Regions from separate parts of the Mus musculus genome. Here regions 1 and 3 are each linked to region 2. Evidence: chromatin loops called from intact Hi-C (ENCODE). Cell type or tissue: heart. All regions are shown on one strand. Links, peaks and the distances in the headings refer to the core of each region. The heading gives the core; the rest is flanking DNA.

Evidence for each region. A loop is a pair of places that touch in the nucleus more often than their neighbours do. Peaks named below come from ENCODE experiments on the same cell type or tissue, not always from the same donor. Only the 100,000 strongest peaks of a DNase experiment are listed, where the experiment ranks them.
Region 1: a loop joins it to region 2, with 4 times the contacts of the local background. A loop is called at or near these places in 12 of 42 quality-filtered maps.
Region 3: it touches region 2 in a loop (4-fold over the local background); 7 of 42 quality-filtered maps call a loop at or near these places.

The regions. Positions count from the first base shown.
Region 1 is chr4:98,105,156-98,113,411 of GRCm38, reverse strand. Nfia (nuclear factor I/A) reads right to left here. Exons shown (of 11, transcript NM_010905.3): 11 at 1-2,194. The coding sequence ends at 2,177. Among named protein-coding and RNA genes, the nearest start is that of Gm34784, 17 kb to the left of the region's middle. In heart, for the core only: a CTCF peak has its summit at 4,179 (motif pointing right); DNase peaks (open chromatin) are centred at 4,201 and 4,661; H3K27ac peaks cover 2,622 bases.
Region 2 is chr4:97,999,955-98,008,210 of GRCm38, reverse strand. It overlaps Nfia (nuclear factor I/A), which reads right to left. Exons shown (of 11, transcript NM_010905.3): 4 at 7,745-7,819. Among named protein-coding and RNA genes, the nearest start is that of Gm34218, 19 kb to the left of the region's middle. In heart, for the core only: CTCF peaks have their summits at 3,641 and 4,947; DNase peaks (open chromatin) are centred at 3,800, 4,320, 4,700 and 5,780; H3K4me3 peaks cover 1,223 bases; H3K27ac peaks cover 2,571 bases.
Region 3 is chr4:97,920,046-97,928,301 of GRCm38, reverse strand. All of the region lies in intron 2 of Nfia (nuclear factor I/A), which reads right to left. Among named protein-coding and RNA genes, the nearest start is that of Gm40208, 14 kb to the left of the region's middle. In heart, for the core only: a CTCF peak has its summit at 6,431; a DNase peak (open chromatin) is centred at 4,211; H3K27ac peaks cover 264 bases.

The sequences.
Region 1 (8,256 bases), core at 1,935-6,934, 100 kb before region 2:
GACATAAAGGTTAACATTTACAGAAAGTGTCTCCGAATGCTTGAGTAGGGAAAAAACCCCTTCAATTGAGGAGCATGTGCAACAATTCCACAAATAATCACTATCCAGGGCAAGGCACATTGATATGGAATTTCTGTTTTCGTGCAAATTAAGGAAAAAAATAAAAACAAAACAACATCGTTTAGGGATGGGGGTGGGGTTAGGTGAGGAGCAAAGTGTCTTCCCAGGAATTTCAGTCACTTGATTGTATAGGACAGTAGTTGAGCCCTTCTGAAGGGCTGAGACAGTTTAAAGGCAAGTGCCTAGAGTGGGGTTACAATATTGTCTTAATGCACTCTACTTTATCCTACATTAGCTATATAAAAATTAGTTACTAACACTAGAACATGCAGAGAGACTTCCTCTGGTCGGCAGGCTTTGCCGACCAGAACACATATATATGTATAGTATAGGAAACCGTGACATTGCATGGGAAGCAAGGGTGCTTCGCTGTCTGGTAGAAAAATCACTTGCATTTTTTTTGTTTGTTTGTTTATTTGTTTCTGCTTTTTTTTCCTTTTTTGATTTTTTTTGTCTTTTTTTTTTTGTCTTTTTTTTCCCTTAAACATAAGATACAAGACATCTGGGGGGGGGGGGCGGGGAGGGTGTGAACTTTTTTTTTTTCCCTAACAAGTACTTTGATCTGAATGGGCACACATAGTTGTGTCCTTATCAGTATTCGTGTTATTTTCCCGTAGCCCAGTTCAGGGTTTGCAAAGGGTCTTTGAAACTTCTGGACAATGTCTGGTACAATGAAGCGTTGGATAACCGATAGATCAGGTGTTGCCATACATGTGTAAAATTTTTCAGAATTGGCATAATTCATTATAGTGATTTCTAGCTTATAAAATTAACAGATACCATGATTTCATTTGAGTTATGTGCTTTGATAACAGAAAATAATTAATTAGCATTTAATGTAGTTAACATATTGTGGTAAAAGCACCATTAGATTTGTATTTTTTTTTTGTATTTTTTTTGTTTTTTTAAATTTTCCTTCGGTTTTTTTTTAAAGGGATACAAGTTTAACAATAAAAAACATAAAAAGCAAAAATAGCTCCCCTTTTTCTTGCAAGGCTGTTTTTTACCCCAATAATTTAGAGTCCTGGGGTGGGAGGACTTGAAAAACAAAAATAGAATTTTCAACAATCTCTATCTTACAAAGATACTTAGCTATCCAATGAAATTGCACTTCACTCAATTCAAAATTCGATTGTTTTGATTCCTGTCAGTTTCTGTCAAAACAGACCATCTTCCCCATTTCCATGTGAATTTTTGTGTCATTGTTGAAATTGTTGAAAAATGTTTTTTTTTAAATGTAAGTGCAGCATTTCAAAACTTAAGAACAAAAAAAACAAAAAAAAACAAAAAAAAAAAAAACAAAAAAACAAAAACCCAACCAAACTGATAGTAGTAGTCTTTGCCGTCTTTTTGGAAATTGCTCTGCAACAGGAGCGGATTCACTGTCCTTGCGGGTTGTGTTATGTATGTAACTGCTGACTGCTGAACCAAACCAAATTAAAAGAAAGATCAACTTAACTGCATTTTTTCCCTAATATGTTACAGAAAAAAAAAAACCAAAAAAACAACCCCCCCCCCAAAAAAAACCATTGCCCTTTGAGTGTCCTGTAAGTTACAGATCTCAGCGATTACAGAAGGTTTCATGCTCCAGGTGTCTCCAGATGCTCAGGGAGGGTCACACACCTGCACGGGCAAATTCAGGAAATACTGGGAAAAGGCCAGGCTCCCAAGTGTTACCACAGGAAGTTCACGAGCGAGGCTCATCCTTCACCAACCACTTCACCTACTGCTCACGCCACCACTGAAACACTTCAAATGTCACACAGCCCAACCATTTCCAGCACCATGAGAAATTACGACAGTCCCTAAAGTATTAAAAAAGAAAAAAAAAAAGAAAAAAAGAAAAAAAGAAAAAAAAAAGAATCCCAAAAAGTTATGGCCTTTGCTGTTTGACCACGATGTTTGCTGTTTCCATGTATAAGTTGATTCGAGTTGGTTTCGCTCCCCTTCCACTGACAGTGAAGTTGTAACTGCGCCGGGTTGAGGTTGCGTCCATGTTACAGAGTTGAGAAGGGGTCAGGTGGTCTGTCTGGAGGATGGTGGGATGCTGCAACTTTTATCCCAGGTACCAGGACTGGAAGACAAAAAGAAAAGTCTAATTAAAATGCAGGTGTAGTGCTGGGTGTAGTGGCTCGTGGGTAGCTCTTGGCTAGTATGAGCAAGGCCCACAGTGATCCAGTGCACAAAAACAAAAAGCATTCAATATTGTAAAACTATTTTGAAAGTTGCTCTTTTAACCATGGGATCAGAATTTACCTTGGGAGTTCATGTGGTCGAGGGATGACAGTAAATCCCAAGCCACTGAAATTTATCTTATTCCTCTGACATTAAAATTCATTGCCTTTGTGGGCTTTGCCAATGCTTTGCATATATCTTACCAGGTGCCGTCTTTCTGGTCACATGGCAGGTTTTGTAACCCTGTAGTGAGCCAATTAGAAGAGGGCAAGGAACCTGGCTATCTTATTAGTACCTAGCTTAATGCCTGGGAGGGCTCAAGAAAGACAAGCAAATTCGATGGAGTGGCTGAAGTGTGAGCTTGGGGCTGCAGCAAATAGCTATTTCCATGACTTTCTCAATATATTTCTCAGTGAGGTGTAGGTGCTAAGGACAGGTGCTAAATGTACAAACACAACATTCTGTAGGTGGCCCATGATAGCAGTTAAAACAGAAAGGTCTGGTGGAAAACTCACTGGTGACCTGGGAGGGGGTGGGGGGTGGGAAGTCAGACTGGCCTCTCCCCTTGCTCCTCATGATGGGTGCAAATCCTTTCTTCCCTCCCCTCCTCTCCCCTCCCCTCCCCTCCTCTCCCCTCTTCTCCCCTCCTCTCCCCTCCTCTCCCCTCCCCTCCCCTCTCCTCCCCTCCCCTCCTCTTTCTTTCTCTTTCTCTCTCTCTCTCTCTCTCTCTCTCTTTCTCTCTTTCTCTCTTTCTCTCTTTTTTTCTTTCCGAGACAGGGTTTCTCTGTATAGACCTGGCTGTCCTGGAACTCACTTCATAGACAAGGCTGGCCTTGAACTCAGAAATCCACCTGCCTCTGCCTCCCAAGTGCTGGGATTAAAGGCATTCGCCACCACTGCCCGGCCAGGTGCAAATCCTTTCAATGGCATATATTTAAAATTCTTTTCTTAGAAAAGATACATAATAAAATAAGATGGCACCTTATGAAGCACCATTGTGTTCATGGGGAAATGAAACCACTGTAGTTCTCGTTCATGTTTCTGTCTACTCAATGTGCCCTTGGAGCTTTCTGCCAGCTGTGGAGCCAGTCTTATGTCCCTTTCAGAAACATTCTTTGTCAACACAGAGAGTTCGCTTAACAAAATGAGCAACTATAGACCAATCTCAAAACTCAAGTGAGGCTAAAAATTGTATGACTTTTTTTTTTTTTTTTTGCCAACTTTCTTCTAAGTATTCTGAAGAATTCAGTATTTTCATCAGAAAACCTACCAGCTTCGAGGCTGTGAGTTCTGCATTGAAAACATCACCAGGGTTTGAGTCAGTCGGAACTGATTCCGGAGGTGAGGGCTAAAGCTCACTCTTGTCGGGGAGATTCAATTAGGGGAAAGTCGGGACTCCTTTGATCCCAGGGATAAATAGCTAAGTGATAGCTCCATGGAGGCATGGTGTAAAATTTCCTGGTCACACAAGGTACCTTTGATTTCCAAAGGCGCTTATAACAAAACAAAACAAAACAAAAACTCCTAGCTCAAACCACAAAACTACTCATCCTGTAGACTTTTACTCTCTGACCATGCGCTTCGGAGAACCCAATAAAGCTGCTTATATCTGGAAAAGAAATCACCCTGGCAAGTATGCATGGCCTAAATCTAAGTGGACAAAAGAAAGATCAGTAAGAAGGAAAGGGGAGGGAAGCAGACCGCAAACCGTGTCTGCGTTAAGTTTCTCCTGATCTCTGACGCAGATCCACTTTCCATATCTGCTCTTATACAGAACAGTCTCAAACTGAGTGGTAAGTGCTGTTCCCAATCTGTTTGCATGCTTTCTAAGGCAGTTGTGAAATTCTGGACTTCTTCAGTGTGGCAGTCCTGAAGCAAAGGCCTGGGACCTGGCGAGTCACCAGGGGGAGCAGTTTTCCGTCCCGTAGTTTCTGCATTCAGGACATTACAAAAATCAGCAGTGCCCTGTACATACTTCTGCTAAAAAGCAAAGCAAAGCAAAGCAAAGCAAAGCAAAGCAAAGCAAAGCAAAGCAAAGCAAAGCAAAGCAAAGCAAAGCAAAGCAAAGCAAAGCAAAGCAAAGCAAAGCAAAGCAAAGCAAAGCAAAGAAAAAAAAAGTTTCTTCACACATCTTACTATTCAGTGTGTGCCTCGCCCACAAGGTTACCCCAGAGCAGCTCTGTAACCCTTCACTGAAATAGGCTTTATTGATTGCTCTGGGCTATTGTTCTCTTTTCAAGTCCCCCAAGTTCAAGTTCATCCTGGTGTTACATCATGTCTGGTTGCTCTTAGCAACCAGACAGACCCAGACGTGACTATCATTAGCAAGAAACCCGCCACTCTCCTCCCACCAACCTTCCAGTGGCTCTGACGTAGCAGGCCCACTGCAAACACACTGAAGTATTTATTCTGCCTAATTTATGACCTACCCAGCAAGCTAGACCCCCGCTCCAAAAACCAACACTGTTGTATATTTAATTAATCTGTCTTTCTTTGGCATTTGAGAAAGTTAGACAAAGGACTAATTATTGTGTTTCGCTCTCCACACTTTTCTTTTGGGGGGTGAATATTTGCCTGGGAAAGAAAACGATGAGGCCCCGCATTGGCCCCTCCCCTTTTTCTTTCTGCCCTTTTGACATTTCATGAAATACTTTAGCTGCTTAAGGGAGTTAGAAAAAAAAAAAAAAAAGAAAGAAAGAAAGAAAAAAAAACCGCACTGTGAATGTTACTCCTTCTGAGTTGGTATTCAGTAACACAAATCAACTCACGACATGTTTAAATTTAAATGCTAACCACACGCTCTCAGAGTTACTTTAAAGGTTAGTTTTTAATCAATAGAAGTTGCTGACTCTGGGTTTTTGAGCTGCACACTGCAACTCCCGGGCTTTTGTCTAATGTTAAAGCTTGGGAACTTTTTTTTCCTTGAGATGATTTTAGCAATGATTTGCAGATACTGGGGCTATTGTGCTCCTACCAGCAACATGTCAATAGAGGAGCTGAGCTGCCCTGTGGTGGGCTGTCAATATGACTCCTAAGGCAGGGGTTGGGGGTCTTTAATAACCCGTGAAAAAACCTTAATTAACCCTTTCAGGTCCAAACCAAAACCTATTCTCCCACTTTTCACTCCTGTAATTTGACCATTAGTACTTATTTCAACATCTCACTAATCTTCATGACAATTAACCCAGCTACTTGACCAAGGGCTTCCAGAATGGGAAGTCAGTTAGGGGGAACCACACACGAACTTCTCTCTCTCTCTCTCTCTCTTTCTTTCTCTCTTTCTTTCTTTCTTTCTTTCTTTCTGTTTTTTTGAATGAGGTCTCTTAGTAAACGATCTGCAGAAATATAGTAGAGAAACAGTTGTAAGCAATAAGAAATTACTCCATTTTGCCAAGTTTTCTATCTGTCAGTTTGTAGTTGAAGACACTGGTGGTGACAGGTGTGACAACCGCCCACACAGAGGTGCTCCTGGATTTTCCTAAACTTCTGAGAACTGCCAATCGCCTCAGCCGGGTAAGGCAATAGGAGGAAAGGCTCCTTTGCTGTGGCATTTCCCTTTAATCTCGTTACTTGAAAACGCAGCAAGTCTGAGAGCACTCACTAAAGGAGGATTCGGCATCTTTCTTCTTGGGACAGGAGAACAGAGAGCGAGAGGGATCTGAGAAAATCTGGGAAATACTTGGATTGAATCAAGTCATTGGGAAGATACTGACACGAGAAGCAAAACTCATCTGTGGAGGGAGAGTCAGGAAATCATCCTCACGTCTGACATCTGCTTGGGTTTCATATGGCCTCTGCCTTCATACTTTATAGGCCCTTAATCTGCCCTACTGTATCCAGGCGACTACAAAGGAATCCCTGTCCCTTATCTGCCGAGAGTGGCAATATTACAGTACTGCATCAGAGGATGTTATCTTGATACATTTACATTGAGGCAGTAAACACTGGGCTTTGATCTATTGCCCCTCCCCCAGCAGGAACATTCAACCACAGTTGATTTGGTGGCCCATAAATCCACACTCCCTCAAAGGCTCTAGTTTCAAGAAATTAGCCAGTTACATTCTCAATGTCCACAGTTTGGGATGAACCAGGGGTGGGAGGGGGAACCCGTCCTCTTTCAGTGTTCAAGGTGAAACATCAAAAGAAATCTGCAGTCCGAGAGCTCAGCTTTCCTTCTAGCTGGTCAGATGGAGAAGTAATCTCATCAGGTTGGAAAGTGCTGACTCAGGATTTAATAAAGTGCCTGCAGATGTGGTGTCTCTAAGGTATTCAACTCATGTAATGCAAAACAGCTCCGCGCCCAGCGACGTGCTTATAAAATTTCATTTAACCATTGCAGCGCGGTTCTCTTAGGAGTTTTATCACACTTCCCGCCCCTTAATTTACAGCTCCATGAAAGTTCCAGCCCCATTCTGTGGGGATTCTGGAATGCTCACAGTAGTCAGGATTTACGAACCATAAACAGCCTCCGTCCCACTGTATCCTAAACAAGAGGGCTGAGATGGCAGCCCGCACTGTGACAGTGGCAGGCTGGTCCTTCTCTTGTGCCTTACAAAATGGAGTTGGTCCAGAGTCTACTGGAGACAGGTGATGAAGTCAAGGGACTCACCTTCCTTCTCAACTGCCAATATTCTAACACACGCAACTTTTTCTTACAGTCTCCCTTTCTACGCAGCGGGCAGGGCATACATTTTAAAAACAGAAAAGAAGTAGATCTGAGATATTTCACTTTGGGAGAGAGAGAGACAGAGACAGACAGAGACAGAAAGACAGAGAGACAGTGTGTGTGTGTGTGTGTGTGTGTGTGTGTGTGAGCGCACGCATGCTGTGGAGGGCAGGCTGGGCTGTGACAGCAAAATCTGTTTTTCAAATTAAAAAGTTGAACAAAAGGCCCTTCGGGGCAAAGTTTAACACTGCACGGAAGGAGGTTGTTAATGTGGAATCCAGAAGTGGGTGTGACGCTTAGCTTTCCTCTCCAGGCAAGGTGGGTTATTTAAGGACATTTACACATATAAACGGAAACACAAAAATACAGGAAGCTCCCCTCCAACACATCAGTCTCTACCAGCCACACAAGGGACCCAGCAAGCAGGTCTGCATTGAGTGCAGCTACTATATTGTCCCTCCTGGGGATGATGCTACCTCTCCTGGACCACACGAATCCAGTCAGTTAGTCATTTCTGGCTTCCTGTTCTTGTTTGCATGAACTAAGCCTACTATTTAGCACAAATGAGTTGTCCTTGGCAAATCAGCCAAAAGCTGGAGGAGGGGGGCTGGGGGGGGGTAAGGGGGCACCCCTGTCTCTGACACAGAAGGAGTAGACAGACCTCTGCGTGCATTCCTGGTTTCTCCTTTTAGGATCAACCACTTGGGAGCCATTAGTCATTTGGTCAGTAAGTACCAAGAGGCTGCAGTTTTCTTGGTGTCGTGGACTTGAGGGTCTGGGAATGTTGGGAGTAAAGAAAATGTGGCATCCGCCTTTAGAAGCTTTAGTGTCCAGCAGGAAGAGGTTTGGTTTAGACTTCTATGCCCTTCACGACTTCTCAAAGGATCTTGATAAACTCAGCTGATGAGGCCAAATGTCTAAAGGCCCGTACTGAATTCCACTGATGGGTTGTATGACATCATAGACAGGGCTCTGTATGACAGACAGGGCTCTGTGCTGGGTGACCCTGGAGTCCTGGGCATGAGAGGATGACAGTGGTCAGCACGAGTTTCTGGAAAGGGTGACATGCTGTACACAGGTGCTAGTTATGGGTATTGCCAGTCTCAGGCTTTGATCTCCACAGCCATTTTTCTTGTCTGATTTTATTTTGTTAATTAAAGAAAGCCTGTTTTCAATAACTCTAAACCAAGACTTGTTTATTGTGCAGGAAACTATTAAAACATTAATGGGCCGTGAGTGGCCTCGCTTACCTTTGTAGAGCCTTATCTTCTCACCACTTGTGGTGTGTTAAACTC
Region 2 (8,256 bases), core at 1,292-6,291:
GACAAATGAGAAAATGAAGGGTGATGTTTAGCAAAATGTTCAGGTGTAGCACAGGGATTTGATGTCAGGTGTCTGTAGATATCAGCTAAAGAAATAGGAGAGCCACATTCCTGCTCTTGTCTTTGCTGTCTCATAATTACAGGGAAGATGTGTCTCATGAGATAAGTTATCACCATAAGTAGCAAGGCTGCTATGTCCCCTACATTCTTCTCCAAGTCTTCAGCACAAGGAGTTGTAGCTACTGCTCTTCTAGATGCAGGGTCTCAAAATTGGTCCAGGAGAGTGGCCATGAGCAGCAAATGATGATGACTGATCTCTTGCATTAGTGGCTTCTGCCTTTGGGACTGGAATTGATTTTCTGCATTTTAGAGCATCATCTTGTCTTGGCTTTTGGTTGAAGTCAGATGAGATACCCGTTTAGCATACGATACAACTTCAGCCATGGGATTCAGTCTTCTTGACAGAGGATGGATTTGATGGCATAAAAGGTCTTTTTACCACAATGATCTATAAACCATGGAAGGACATCTACATATAAGCTCATTCCCCAAGAGTACACTGGTACTATCTGACCATTAGCTGTACCAACAGAGACCCTTCCTAATAACACATTAATTAGTTATCTATACAACAACAACAATAACAACAACCATTTTTTAGGGAGAACTGCTTGATTTTTCCTCCTGCTCTTATTGAGAAATCCTCGGTGTTAATTATGTACTCTATTAATCACATACTGGATGGCTCAGCGTCTGATGTATGGTGTGGTTTTGCTGAGTGCTCAGTCAGCCATCGCAGACATCCCTACAGGGTGCCACCAACAGCCTCTCCAATCCATGAGGGTAAGCTACAAGCACATACTCCAGAACAAATCCCAATAATTTTGCATCCTTATTGTGGGGCAAAAAAGAGTTATATCAGGTATTTGGAGATCACAAGAAGGCCTTGCAAGCTCCCCAATATTACTCATTGGATATTGATATCTGTTCTTAAAGGTGAGTCTTACGAGCAAATAAAGATTTAGTGAAGATTACATTATCAGTAGCGATCTCTTGAATTTTTGCTCATAAATAGCATTTTTAAAAACACCGTAGAATTATGTATTATTTGAAATACTGATATGGTTAACCCATTCATAGCTGACCATTTAATGTTGGAAAATGTCAGTGTTAGAATAGGATTATGTCCTTTGTTCACTAAATTCCCATTAGCTACCCAGAATGTTGGCAGAAATGTAGGATTTGGCTAAAAATCACGAGGAATAAGACTTTTCTAGATAGATGAGTAAGAACAGTACTAGTATGTTTTCTTCTGTCACAGCTGTTACCTGACGGGACCACTAAATGGCTGTAATAAACCAAGCTTTAGGACACAGTCCTCAAATCAGTCACTCATAATTATACACATGTGAATATTTTTAAATAAAATTGGCTGATAGTGGTCAGCTCCAGGATCAGCTCAAGAACACACAGTAGATGATCAAGGGCAAAGGCTTAAGCCAGTAATGATCAAGGTGATTACCATCATTGAGCTCTCACTAATCCAACATGAGGCGTCCTGTTATGTTACCTCTGTGTTCTTGAGAGGTCTCCCCAGTTTAGCACTCAGATTTATGCTCAGCCTATAGCCAGGACTTACTTTAAATATTTTGTATTAAATAATTATAACCTACGAAGAAAACACAGGCAAGAGGCACTGCAAATATTGACCAGAGTCCCACAGCTATTAAATTTCAAATGTTCACCCCTATTATAAATCCTGAACTATTTCCTGGCATCCTACAGGCATGTGTGTGTTTGATAGTCTGTGTTAACCACACACTATGTAGGTAGAAGTTACTTAGAAAAGATTAGCAGTAGATGGACCTAGAGAAACAGGGACCATGACAACAAGTTAGTATGCATATCAAAGTATAGTGTGTGTTTCTTTTTCCAAGATCCAGTGTCTATCATAAGAGTGCTCATGAGTCTGGGAAATTTAGCAGACCCTTCAGTTGAGGATAGAGATAAATGGCCCAAACCCAGCCATGAGCAGCTCTAACCAGGACTGGCAGGAGTATGTATATACCAAAGAGCACAGGGCACACATGCACAGTGCTACCCAGTGTCAAAAGCACACTCCCTCTGACCTAAGTGTGACCTACACAGTAGCTCACACACACTGCTCAGGACATATATTCAACACAGGGCACACATATATCTCATGGTCGGATGGGACCAGCTATGGATAAAGTAGCCTGTGGGTGGGGGTGTCCTCTTAGTAGCTCATCGTCTTTTGGTTGGTGAGGAAGGGAAGGGATAGACATCAAGGTTAGCCACCCAAATGTGAATGGTAGAAACCCTAGTGCAGCTGGTCCACTCCATTTGCTTCCTGCTTTACTGTTCAAACACTCACCCCAAATGAATCAAGGAAATAAAAATTGTATGACAAAGCATTCTTTGGAAATAATTCAACTTCAACATTTATTTTAAAATTGTATTGAATTGAACTGGGAGGAAATCTGTTAGTTAAGCCAGATAGACTGATTTTTTTTCCCTTTTCTATGAGTGTGGCAACATTTATTATTTCCTCTCTGTGTGGGGGCTTGATTAAAACTAGAAAATGAAACATATCCCATGGTGTAATACATTTAGAATGAAGTGACTTAGACTCGAAAAAAACCTTAAGGGACCGATTAGAATTTTCTATTATATGGCTTACTTAACAGATTTTCTTTAGAAGCTGCATTTTGGACATAGAGAAGATTTTTTTTAAAAAGGCCATCCAACCTATTGTCTACTACACACCAGACCTTCCTTCCAGAGGGGTTGATTCTGGCTTCTATGCATAAGATGTGTGATGTTCATTTTAAAATTACTAGTAGAGCCTGCTATTGACCATCTAATTATGCCGAGTTCCATTTATAAACATAGCTAACCACTAAGTTTATGGAGACTTTTTGTGCTGCTTTAATAGGATATTGATCGAGAGCATAGTTTGAGTGGCCTGCCATTGAATTGTGTAATGCCAAACAAAGGCAAGGTCACAGTGACGGTCCGGGCTGGGCTGCAGTGGACGTTTTATTATCGTCTTTTTGTTTCTTCCTTTAATGCTGAAGTCTAAATGGTTTCTTGCTTAAGAGTATAAATTGTATAAAAAATTAATTTCTGTACCATGATCATTGTTACTGTGTGTGTTAACAGAGGAGAGAGCCAGCAGGCTGCCTGCTCAGACTAGGAAGTTTTTAAGTCATCCTCCTCCAATAAAGGTAGAAAGAACCGCCACTATTTAAGTGGTAACCCTCAAAAGATGCCCCCTCCCCGGGACTTCTCATCTGAGGCCTGCTTCTTCATTAGTCTTTCCAGATAAGGACAATTTGTATTTTCAAGTTTGAGCTTAGCCCTACCAATGTCTCATTTTCTTACTGTGCCTCTCTTAGCTGAGTTAATTTTGCCCCAGAACTTCTTTCTACACGTCAGGTTAGACTAGATTCATTGGTTCTTACAAAACTGCTGGTCAGAAATCCTAAGTGCCTGCGTATGGGCGCTGGAAGCCATACCAAGGACTTGAAAAAGAAGTTCAGAACAAACTGCATTCGGAACTCCCATGATGATTCCTGTGTGAGAATCTCAGCAGTGCACGTTCCCAAGGCAGAAAACAGCCGCTAGGGTGCCACCTCATGCCAGGCTGAGGCACAGGCCCGTTCCATTCACTGCCACTCTCCATTGACAAACAACTTGGGAACCCCGAAGTCCATCGGGTAGCCAGGCTTTGTGGCAGAGCCAGGGCAATTCATCTGCTGGACTTTAATAGATTCTGCAGCCATGTAGCAGGAACTCAGCACAGGCTGAGCAGCTGAGAGTGGTTTTCACACCCAAAGACTCTAAGGCCAGCCACAGTGTACTGAGAATCCTGGCTTTGCAGAATTCCAGGGCTGTGAAGTCATCCCGAGCCACGAAGTTTACTTAACCCTTGCAGCCAGTTTGGGTGTAACAAACCACGCTGGCAATCGGAACAGGCCGGAGCAGAGGCACAATGGCCTGTGTGTGTATCTGTGGTCTTTTTACTCTTTCCCACGGAAGCCTTTAAGGTTTCAGAATCTCTCCAGCAACTTCAAGGAAAACACTCAGCACTTTAGAAGGAAATGAGCAGGAGTGGAGTTTGGGACAGAACTTTTTGAGTTCACACCAGGAGGGACATTTGGCAGCCTCAGAGCACGTACTTTGAGGAAACGTTGGCACAAAATAAACAAGAGTGGGTTTGACAGAGAGCCCTTGAAGCAGGGACGTTCAGCAGCCAGCAGAATGGGCTCTCCTTGGCAGCTCAGGGGAGGGGCCTATCTGGAAATGCCTGTAGTAGAGGGCTTTGTGTAGTGAAGCACCTCTCAACAGATGGCTCCTGTCTCCTCCTTCATGGGATTATGCTAAAACAACCTCAGGGATTCGGAACCCCAGGCGCTCCTGGGAGCCTCTCCCCTGTACTGAATTCTTCTTTTTCTCTGGCCCAGGGTGCAGTGGTCTGTGTTTTCTCCCTCTCGTGGAACAAGGTAATAAATAACTAGAAGTGCTTTCAGATGGTCCTGCCACGTGTGGAGATGGGCCACAGAACAAATCCATACTCTCAGCGCCAGCGTCTCCGTTGCTACAGTTCACAAACATTAGATGATAAAGGCAGAAATTAAAGGGTGCTGGCGGGAGGCAAGGGTGAGGGAGTTTGTGACTTCCTGCAGCTCTCCTGGGCCAGAGTCCCTAGTCCAGCAGTTCCTAGCATCTGCTCCAGGCATTTATTGTCAAGCAGCCTGGCTGTCTAGTCTAACTCTCACCTAGGAACTCGTGAGACTGAGCTGCTCTGTCATTGCCACCACTGTGGAGATGATACTCTCCCAGGCAAAGACATGAGAGTAGTTATTTAACTTGACTCTTCGTTTGCAAATACTGAAACAGCTCCCCCTACCCCATCACAGTGAGAACCTCACTGGACTCCTGGGGGAAGTAAATATTTTTACTATCACATGTAGAAGGCTAGCACTATGTATCTGGAAAGAGAAACAGTTTAAGACAAGGGTATCGTTTCTGAGTAATATGGAGTCTCCACACTGTATGGGGTCACAACTAGTTGTGATTGTGGTAAGGTCATAGACTCAACTTCTTTATGCAGTTCGGATGGTGTGTTGTGCTGGGTATTTTTGTCATCCTAACACAAACTATGAAGCTGGAAGTTATGGGGCTGAAGGGTTGCCTCCATCAGATTGGCCCGTGGGCATATCAGTAGGGCATTTTATTGATTAATGATTGATGTGGGTGGGCCATGCTCACCATGAGAGGTATCAATCACTCCTGGGTAAGTATTCCTGGATGGTCTAAGAAAGCAGGCTGAGCAAGGCAGTAAGCAGCACTCCTCTGTGCCCTCTGCTTCAGTTCCTGCTTTGGCTTTTTTTGATGATACAATGTGACCTGTAAGCTAATAAGCCCTTTCTTCTCAAGTTGTTTTTGGTCAGTGTTTCATCACGGGAACAGAAACCTAACTAGAGCCTATGCCTTTGAGAAAGGCTTTCTGGTCGAAGGACAGAGCTTGGGAATCCCTGTTGCAATAGGCAAGGCAAGCTATAAAAATAAACCTTGACAAACTTAGATTAAAGGTCTACAAGGAAGAGAGGGTCTCTGGCGTGTAGCTGACCGGTTTGGCCTGAAGCCATGGTTTAGCTGATGCAGCCCGGTCCTGCTCTTACCGAACAGTTGTAGTCAGCACAAGGCCATGTGTGAGTGAGTCCTGGAGTGATGGCACAGCAGTGTGCAGAGTCGGAAAGCATTGAGAAGCTGAAGGATGCTCACAATGCCAGGCCTTTGCTAACCAGCCCCCTACACAGGCACAGGAAACAATCCAAGACACTCTGCAATCTTAGCCCCAAGGGCAGGCATCCCTTCTGGCAGTCTTGAAGGAACATGTAGAACTCACTTGGCAATCATGCTGCCTTAGACTGAGTGGAGGTCTAATCAATCTTAGATATAAGACCTGAAAGGAAAATGAGGGAAGGGAGGAAGGGCAAGAGGCTGGGGATGGTTCTGAGCTGTCTGGCCTCTTACAACCCCCAGACCTTGGAACTCTGCTGGTAATGAAGACTAATGCAAGCATTTGAGTGGCTAAGGCAGAAGGAAACGGACTAGAGCTCTAATCTTAGAGTAAAAAGGGTTTCTTTTTTAATCAAGGCTATGCTTGGATCTCAATAAAGCCTCAATAAATATACTTCGCTCTAATGCCTCTATGACTGATACACTTTGATAAGACATACTCTTTATATGCTATTATTAGTAAGCTAATAAGAAAAATATAGAATATTGATTACCTTTAGTACATATGCGTTATTATCTGTCTATGGCCAGGGACTGGCTAATCCACCATGCACTAGCCAGGGAGGCGCATGTCTTCCTGTTCAATAAAATCATCTAGTTCCCCCTCACCTAGTACTTTGGGACACCTTTCATAATAAAGCCAAATTTTCCCCACTGCAGGCTATCACCCGTTACTCCTATTGCTTCCCTATGAGGATTCTGCCACTTCTACCCAGAAGTAGCATCAGTCAATAGCACCTCACCATCAATAGCAGCCTCCCTGACTGTCAGAATTCTAACATGCACAGTTGCCTCCCCACCACTTAACCTGCCTGGTCTTAAACAGAAGACTTTCTCAACCTCCCCTTAGTTAGCTTCAGAGTATAGATTGCACAACTCAGAGTACAGCTAAGACACACCAAGGATCAACATCAACTAATGATGCTCCTCCCTCCAAGGCCCAACACAGTGCTTAGCAAATGGGAAATGTTCATGAACACCTGGATTTTTCTCTAGTCCCACATCGTATCCCATTTTTTGGATGCTAAAGATTCTTTCAGCCTGTGATGACCAAAACAAGATATGAAGAATACAGGCTTGGAAGACCAGGCTGGCTTGACTTCTGTGGCATCTCACAGCCCATTGGTTTCCTCGGGCATCCTTGCAAGCCTATAACACATATAATAGGGGCTACGAATTCCATTTCATTCTGTAAAGAACTTGATGCTGCTTGAAAGTCATGTTTAACAATATAAATTTCCCTACCTTTAGTCAGATAAAAGTAAAATTTTAATATTTGATGTTTAATTTCACTTTTAAACTGAGTCTAAGAGCAGGCGGTCTCTGTAGGAATGCTTTTAAAACAGAGACATTCTGGAAGGAGGGCAACCGTTTGTGTGAAGTGTGGGGGCTGTCGGGGAGAAGAGAGAGAGAGAGACATAGACAGCCAGACTCCCATGCTTTTTGCCCTGTTTGGGTTATGCCATAACAAACATACAATCAATGGGCCTTTGATCAACAGAACTGGGCGGTGGCATGAACTCTTCCATCACCACTGTAGTTGTTATCGACAAGCTGGTAATGACCATGCTGTAATGTGCCACTCATACTGAGAGCATTAGCATTGCTTAAAGGTCAGAAACAATGTCTCTTAAATGCAGAATTCCTCAGAAACCAGAGGGAAGACTCAAGATCTTCTAAAGCCAAGTTCACACATTGTAACCAGGACTGTGTGAGACATTCAGCATTAGTCCTTACCATGATGCCTCACATTAAAATTCTTAATTATTCCTAGCCTAGAAATACTGGCTTTTAAACAAACTAGTTGGTATAATTTTTCTAAGGAGAACAGAAAGGGTGCTGTGAAAGTGTTAAAGCCCTATGAGAAGTAACACTGAAGGCAAATTTGGACCGAATCAGAGCAAAACTATACTTACTTTGTGACACTCTTACTAGCTCAGTCACACTGAAAACACCTGATGTGACAAAGCTGTCCTGGAAGCCCAAATGTCCTGTGGAAACAAAAACAGAAGAAAGCCAACTGTCATAAAACGAAAACTTGAAACAAAACAAGTATAAATACTCACCAAGTTATGATGGAGCATGTGAGGCCTAAGCTATGATGGAGCATGTGAGGCCTAAGAGCTATGATGGAGCATGTGAGGTCTAAGCACACACCCAGTTCCCTCTGTGCTCCTGGTTTTTTTTGGGGGGTTTGGGGGGTGGGTAAAATTATTTGGTAACAGACATAGCTTTTGGGTTGGGTCTGGAGGCTGTGGAGAAGTTTTGATGTAACAACTGGGTGTTTTTTTTTTTTTTTTGAGATGCTAAAAAAATTCAATAGGAAGTCTGAAATGAGAGACAATGAAAAAAGAAATAAAGAAAGAAGAGGGAAGAGGAGGGGAGGGGAGGGGAGAGGAGAGAAGAAGGTGTAGACTCAGAATCCTTG
Region 3 (8,256 bases), core at 1,935-6,934, 81 kb after region 2:
CTGACCTAGGCAGGAGATGATCAACTTGGCACTCATCTTGCTTACTTGTTCACACTCTTCACCTTTGTCATTATATTCTGTAACTGAAAATTTTATTAAAATAATAACCCATTTTAGTAGCATTCATTTTGCAAACCAAGTGTTAAATAAAGCTATCTTTACAGTGTTCTCCCCAAAGAACAAAAGCTTGGACCATAATAAATGGAAAATATTTTGGTGCCTACAGTTAGGGCTTTGAACTTTGAAATTTTTACTTTATTTTTATGGAAATGTTTTCAGGGGATGTTATAATGAAGTTTCACTGTGTGTACCATGCTTAAAGATTTACCACAATGAATGGATATTTAGAAAACAAAAACTACAACCTCAACTTAATTCCATATATATGGTTTATTAGATTTTAGAATGATGTTGTAACTATGGCTTAGAAAGGGAAAGAAAACCCCAACCTATCTGGGTTCAGATAGGATCTAACCATGCTCCTGCTTGCTATCATGTGGGACACTATTGTTTTTTTATCACCTTGTAAATGCAGTGTGTATTTAAGCTGCAAAAACCCAGCAAATAGATATTTAGCCCAGTGTGTTTCAAATACTAAAATACTGAATAAAGGAAATGTTTAAATCTCTAATATATTTCAGTCATCACATCAGCAATTCATATCTCTTAGTCTACTTCTGAGTAACAATTTAAATCTAGACAGGTAGGAATAAATGTTGGGATTAGTCTTTGAAGTCTATTAGGCATGTGTAGAAAATACTTTCACGAAGCCAAATATTATGGCACTTGAAAGGAGGGGGATGGGGCTCTTTTGTCTGAGGAGAATTTCAAGATTTGGGCCTTTAGCCAGAACTCATGAATAATCTAGGGGCTTTAAGCAATTATGAAAACCACTAAAATTTGGTCATATGATTTGAATGTCACTTGAGGAAAATACTAGGCGTACTTCTGAGGATCCCTGACCCAGGGTGAGGTGACTATGCAGGACGTGGTTATCTAAACCCATCATTTTATCTGTAACTCATAACTGCATAACCCAGCCCACATATTCATTTAAGGTATACAACAGCAAAGCCTTCCACTTCAGTGCACATTGGCTTTGGGCACGGGGGAGCCAGCCTCTCTCACCTATCCTGGCAGACCCAGGCCTCTGGCTGTGAAGAAAACCACAATGTGGGGAGGGAAGCCTACAAAAGAATGAAAACAGAAAGTGTCTAAGGCCTTGGCAGAAGGACATTAAATAAAATAGAGAGTGGTGACTCATTTTGGCAGTGGATCCACCTCAACCCCTTCAAAGCCTTTGGCAAGAGTCCTCAGAGGAGACCCCAGCCTTTTGCCAAGCCACAAAACACCACAATTATTATCGCAGCAGTCATCAACAAAACAGATTTTGTAAACTGACTTGTTGGCACATAGATTAAAGAAGCTATAAAAAGGACTAACAGCTGTTTGGGTTGCCCTATACAGCGAGCTATATAGAAAGAGGAGTTTATATCTCTATACATACTTGGATAGACAGAGGCAGACACATAGCACATGCACCAAGCATGCACGTGGGCTGTATGGAAAAGGATGAGATGGTAAACACACAGCAACATCAGTGTCAAACACAAACAACCCTTGCAGATAAAAATCCTTGTTTTGGAAGGGCTAATAGGAAAATATCCCGAAGAAAGGAGTCTGTCATTTCACCAAAGTACCGACTATAAGAAGGCGAACAAAGTTTCCCTGAAAACTACTGTGCTTTTTACGAAAGTATGAATGCTGATGAATTCTTTGCCAATTTGTAAAAATAGGCTCTATTCTACTTCCACGAACATTACCCACCTGGCATTTTATATTCTAAAATTTAGAATTATCTCATGCTGCAAGCAGTGTGAAAAAAAATCTTACTTGCTTACATACTCATGGATGGATATGTATGAAAAGAGAAAAATTGCATATTTTATGTGGGTTTTTTTGTCACTGTCACACAATACTATTCACCCAAATATGAACTAAAATATCAGCTAGTGTGTAATAAAAACAAAAAGAAAAATACTCTCATTTGAATCATCATTACTAACTTGTAAGTTAAAAGTGTGCGATTTCTTGTGATGGTCTGGCCTGAACTTTCAATTTTAAATTTGAAAACAAAGGTTTTATTCGGTGCATTCTAAAAGAAGTGATAGTACAATGTGTAAGAATTATCACAAAAATTGTGTGTGTGTGATAGAGAGAGAGACAGAGAAACAGAGAGACAGAAAAAGAGAGAGAAAGAGGCAGAGAGGCAGGCAGAAGGGAGGGAGGGACAGAGAAAGAGAAAGAGAGAAATGTCAGGGTACCGGTGCATATTTCTATGTGTGTTTATGTGGAGGCCCAAGGAGGGTGTTGGGTACTTGCTCCCGGCTTTATTGCCTTGAGACAGGCTCTCTCACTAAACCAGAAGGTTGCCGCTTCAGTTAGGCCATTAGTCACAGGGCTCCCAGGATCAGCCCATCTCTGTCCCTGAATTGCTGGGGTTACAGAAACATATCATCATGCCTGGCCTTTTTGTGGGGGCTGGGGATTTGTATGCAGGGCCTCACGTTTGCATAGGAAGCACTCTTAACCACTGAGCAATCTCTTCAACATTGTGCACACTACAGGGCTTTAAGCTATTTAATGGTGTAATATCACAAAACAGTATAAATAGACCATATAAAAACGTATTGAGGGATCTTGCAACCTTCAGACACACTGCCAAGCCAATGCCAGGCACCTCCTTAGCCCCAGCCTGAACTGATATTCAAAGCTAAAGGGGCGCTACCATTCTTCATGGAAAGGTACCTGAATTCAAATTTCAGCATTGTCAATCAATCTGGCTTCTCCTATCAAATGATTGTGTCTTTATTAACAACTGCTTACTAAGAGAGAAAAGGCTAGAAATGGATAGTAGGAAGCTTAAATGGCAACAAGCATCTTTGGCTAACTATAAGAGAAAAGTTTCCATGTATCAAAAGCCACTCTTCTTAGATGTCTTCTGACTTACGGTGTGCAGAGCCAAAAGCAGGCTCCATGCTGAACCACCCACCCCAAATTCACAGAGTTCAAAAAATCTCACACTAAGTAACTTCTAATTCTAGTTCTGAACTATTATCAGCAACAACAATAGCAACAGCAACAGCAACAGCACCTGTTAGGACCAACAGCTTTTTTGAAAGCTACCCAAGTACCAACCAAACTGCTTGTGCCAATTAAAAGCTACCTTGAAGAATCTGGTCTCAGGCAGAACAAAAGCTAGTCTCTGGTGGTGCTAAGCACAAGCCCCTTTTAAGGAATTCATTTGCTATACTTACTGCCCGCAGAAGCTAATCCATCTGTATATGTTCATCTCAGAAAAATCCCCAGTTTTAAAACTGTATTTGCTACCAGGGCATCCTTCAAATCGCCCCAAGCCCTTCGTTTTCACCTTAGTTTAGGAATCATTGTTTGTATCCATAGCCAAAGTGCACAGTAACAGCTCTACAATTTAAACAGAAATTCTTTTCTTCGGGTTTTGTGTTTTAAGTTCAAACTACTCTCCCTTATTCTCGTTTCCCCAGTTCTTCTGTCTACCTTGGAATCCGAGCACACTATGCAGCCAGCACAATGAACCACCGTGCCAGCAGTAGCAGTCTGCTGCACCTATCCAAGAATTCTTAAAGCATCCAAACACACACACTGTCTCCTGTGTAGCCTGGAGATCCCTATTGAGCTCATGCCAAGTGTCTGAAAAGTTGGACCCTGCATCCGGTATTTACACTAAGCTAAAATTCTAATCAGTACTAACAGCAGTATGTTTTAATTCACCCTATGATTTTATTTCAATCTGCTAAGTAGCACAACTGCCAGAATGCAATTGCTATAAACTTAAGTAAACAAATGCAAAACTAAAATAAATCTTAAACCTGTTGTATATAAAGTTTGTGCCACTTCATGCAAGCAGTACAAAAAGGCACAGCCCAAAAGTCTTAGTCAACACTTTTTGCTCTCGCTTAAAAAGCTCTTTGAAGAAAGTATTGCCTTGTCTAGTCTCCCCACATCTCTTCCAGAGAATTATCTGGTGCACACTAGATCAGGAAGAGGAAACGGCCATGTTATTTTACAATGGCTTTTCACCCCAGTGTCCCTCGAATCGTCTCCTGCCAAGCATGTGAAACAAGAAGTACTCGGTGACTCCTCGAATCTCTGGATGACACTACAAGGACTCGTGCCAAGGAGTTAGTGCCAAGTCTCGCATCTTTGGGATCCACCCCTCTTTCTGGGTGTTAGTTGCATGGGGGAAGGGACTGGCAGAAGTAGAACCTGACCAACAAATTCTGAGAAGTTGGTCACCATTTTGAACCTGCTCAGTGTGCTTAGATCTTGGCAGCCATCTTACAGCTTGGCAACCATTTTGAGGATTTGTTTGGCAAGCTCTCAGAATTCGCTGACACTGTTTAAATAGAATGCTGGTTTAAAATAGTCCATGCTAACCAATACAATGTGATAGCAGGTAAACAACAACAACAACAACAACAACAAAAACCCTCCAAAATACCAAAAAAACAAACAGCAACAACAACAAACCACCACCATCAACAACAAAACCCTCCTTATAAGCCTTGCCAACAAAACAATTTACATCTTCATTTGGGTAATGACATCTCAAATTCCTTAACTTAGAACACATTATGTAATGCAGCTGCTATTCTGTGTCCTTAAGCCGTTAGCAGACAAGCTGTTAAATGATGTTGGAGGCTCTTACCAGGAGCAGGTAAGGAAAAGAAAGGCAGACATGCTCGGCCCCCACAAAACCCACAAATATTATCAAAATGTTTCAGAGTCTGTTCAAAGGCAAGCTGAGAACTAGATTCTAGACAATGGCAACCGAGTGTCACAGACTGTACCCATGGTCTTATCTCATGAGCCCAGGGAAGTCTCAGTCATGTAGTACGAAACTCTCCTTGGGTAAGGAGACAACGTCCACCTCTCAGCCCAACAATAACTCTTAAGGCTCATCTAAACAGAGAAAAGGAAAACTTTGCAGATTTTGGTGTTTTTCAAAACATCTTTGGCTTCACTCTTTCACCTTTTAACATATTTAATTTTGAAGTATTTGATTACATAAAAATAGAAAACCAGAACAAAAACCAAACCAAACCAAACAAAAAACCCTACATTATCATTGAAAGCATTTCTTAATGTCTAACAACTTAAAATACAAGCAGTAACTGTGCACTGCTGGGACCGACATCGTTATAAAACCTGTACAGCTTCCTACACTGGTGAATTAAGTGAAATGACAGTGAGTGAAATTTTACAACATATGGAAAAGGAAAATGACAATCCAATAATCCGAAAATATCTTTTCATACTGAAATAAATAACACTTTACGGCACGATTCAGTAACTTCCTTTGAATGTTATGAATATTTAATAATTCCATATCAACACAGGGAGAAGCTTTATGATAAAAGGACCATATTGTTCATACTTTTGGGGGGAAAACAATCCCCAAACTATTCTTTTATTAGCCAACTATTATTGCCAAATCACAAACAGGACAATAAAGCCTAAAGAATTCTAAATTTTGTGATGGCCAAAGATAAAAGACTAGAGTTACTAAATAAAACGGCAACACATTTATTTAAATACCAGTGCTCCTTGGGGTGTACGAGGCACCTGGCTCATCCTCTAGCTCCAATGAGGTGCAATAGAAAGAAAGGCACAGGAACGGGGGGAGACACAGCATCAACTACAGTGCTCACATTAGTGCAGGGCTCTTAAACCTGAAGCCTGAACCGATTTCAATTCAGGAAATATTTTAATTCATATAATACCATCCAAAGTGAAACAATTCATTAAATCATGCTCAGAACTGGAACATTACATAGGAAGACATTATGCTGAAATGGGTCAGCCTAACCTCGTTATGCTACTCAAAGTCTCTCTGCTGAGTGACAGTATCTGCAGTGATATGACGTAAACCATGCTAGGATGGCTTGGAATGCATTGATAAATTGCTCTATTGATCCTGTTCTGCTTCACTTACCATAATTATAGTGCAGTAATGGAAGACATGAATGATAGATTTTCAGTACAGAAGAAAGCCCGGAGTTTGCCTGTTTCTTTATGAGATTATATAAAACCCTTTCAATTAATACAACATGATTGATATGTAACACTGAGGACAAGGCCTGATTCTAATGTTCTTCCTAAGGTATTGCCATTCAAATATTTGTGTTATTTCAAATAAAAATATTTAGTATTTTAAAGAAATATAATTCATAGGATGTTGCTTCCTAATTTACTTTAAGGATTTATTTCTATTACTTTTAAGTGTATGTGTGCATGCATGTGTGTGTGTCTTTCTATCTGTGTGTCTGTGTATGACTCTGTGTGTCTGTGTATGTCTCTGTGTGTGTAACAGTATGTTCACATGAGTGCAGATGCCCCTGGTGGCCAGAGGCATCTCATCCTCTTAGAGATGGAGTTACATATAGTTAACAGCTGTCCACTGTGGGTGCTGGGAACTGAACTCTGCAAGAGTAGTATGTGCTCTGCACTACTAAGCTAGTGGTTAATATTTCCAGCTCCATGTTTCCTAATGATTTTACAACCTATTTTGAATCCACTAAGAAATCTCTTTCAAAACTTGAATAAACTTTACACAGTCTTACCATCTTATCTTCATTGACCACACCATAACCAATGAAAGGAAAATTACAGTGTGTGTGTGGGGGGGGGGGGAGGTATTAGGTATTATATTGAAGAATAAATGTTAGACTGGAAGGACACAGGCAACTAAAAGAAGTTTTAGAAGAGAAAATAAGCAATTACTAATCTAGACAATAAGAGTCCATTGGAAAAAAATCAAAGAAAAATAGAAACTTCTTAATATACATCATATATAATGGTTAATCTCCTAATTATCCAATATGCATAAAATCCAGCATATAGTGTCAGATATGCATTAAACCCACATGAGCAGGGAGCTGACTGTATACCACCCTGATACTGTCACTGTAGAGATTACTGTTTCCCCAAAATGGATATATTTAAATTAAATGTGTCATTCTTTGTCATGGGAAAGGAATGTGAAAAATTCCCAACTTCATTTTAACAACTCAGGGCAGGACTTGATTTGTTTTTCATTTCAAAATACGCACTAATGCAAAGATCTCATTTTATTCGCTTTTGCTGTTTAGAGAAAAATATATAAATATGGTTGATTTTTGTAAGAATGATCAACTGGAAGAAAGAAAATTTTCTTCCACAACTAAACGGTGTAAAAATTGATCTCAGCTTCCCTTCTTGGATTACAAAGGCTACCACGGGAATTAAATGTCACCCAGGAGGGCTGTGACAGCATCAAGCCTTCCCTGACACACAAGGCCTGCAGCCCAGACATTGAAGGCTTACATCAGGAAAACTCAGCATGCAGGGAACAAGTCAGAGCCAGCTATCGACCCCACCATTGATTTCGACTAGGAAAACCAAGAAGGGAAAAGCACCAGAAAAGATAGAATTTCCTTTTTCTTTTTCGCTCCCCAACTTAGGGCTGCCAAACTTAGGTCTTCCCAGGCCCGAGCCCTGCATCCTGCATTGCAGCCAGCCAGGATGTCTGCCTGAGATAATTCAAGCTGAAAGCAGACAGTTGGCAGTGGAAGCTGCTCCTCCAGGGACATGCAGCATGGCCTTGCACACACAGAATGCAGCTACTTGACAGGAGGGGACAGGAGGGGACCTGTGACTGTCCAGGTGATAGCTGACCATATCCCATGTCGAATTAAAAAAAAAAAAAAGCCTTACACTACCACTTACAGAAAGTGAAACTAGCTATACCTAAAATAGCTTCTTTGTCTCTCGGACAAGGGATCACGGATACTCTCAACTTCTAACCCAAACACACACACACACACACACACACACACACACACACACACACACACACACACACACACTTTGCTAGTGTGTTACGAGTTTGCTTTTTAACTTTCACATAATTTAACACACAGAGGGTCAACACCAAGCAGAAAAGAAGGAAAGGAGACTGCTTGCTGTAGCTCCTTGGGGTCTTAATCACATAATTTTGAATTGGTTGAGGATCATTTACTTGGATCATTATAATCATATCCTACAAGTATTCCACCATTTAATTTGTGAAACCCATGACCACAGAGCATGCACATAGAAAGAATTATTAGATACATTTACTTTATTGCTAAATTCAGAGATGGCTCCAAGCCATTTAAAAATAATAACAATAGTAAT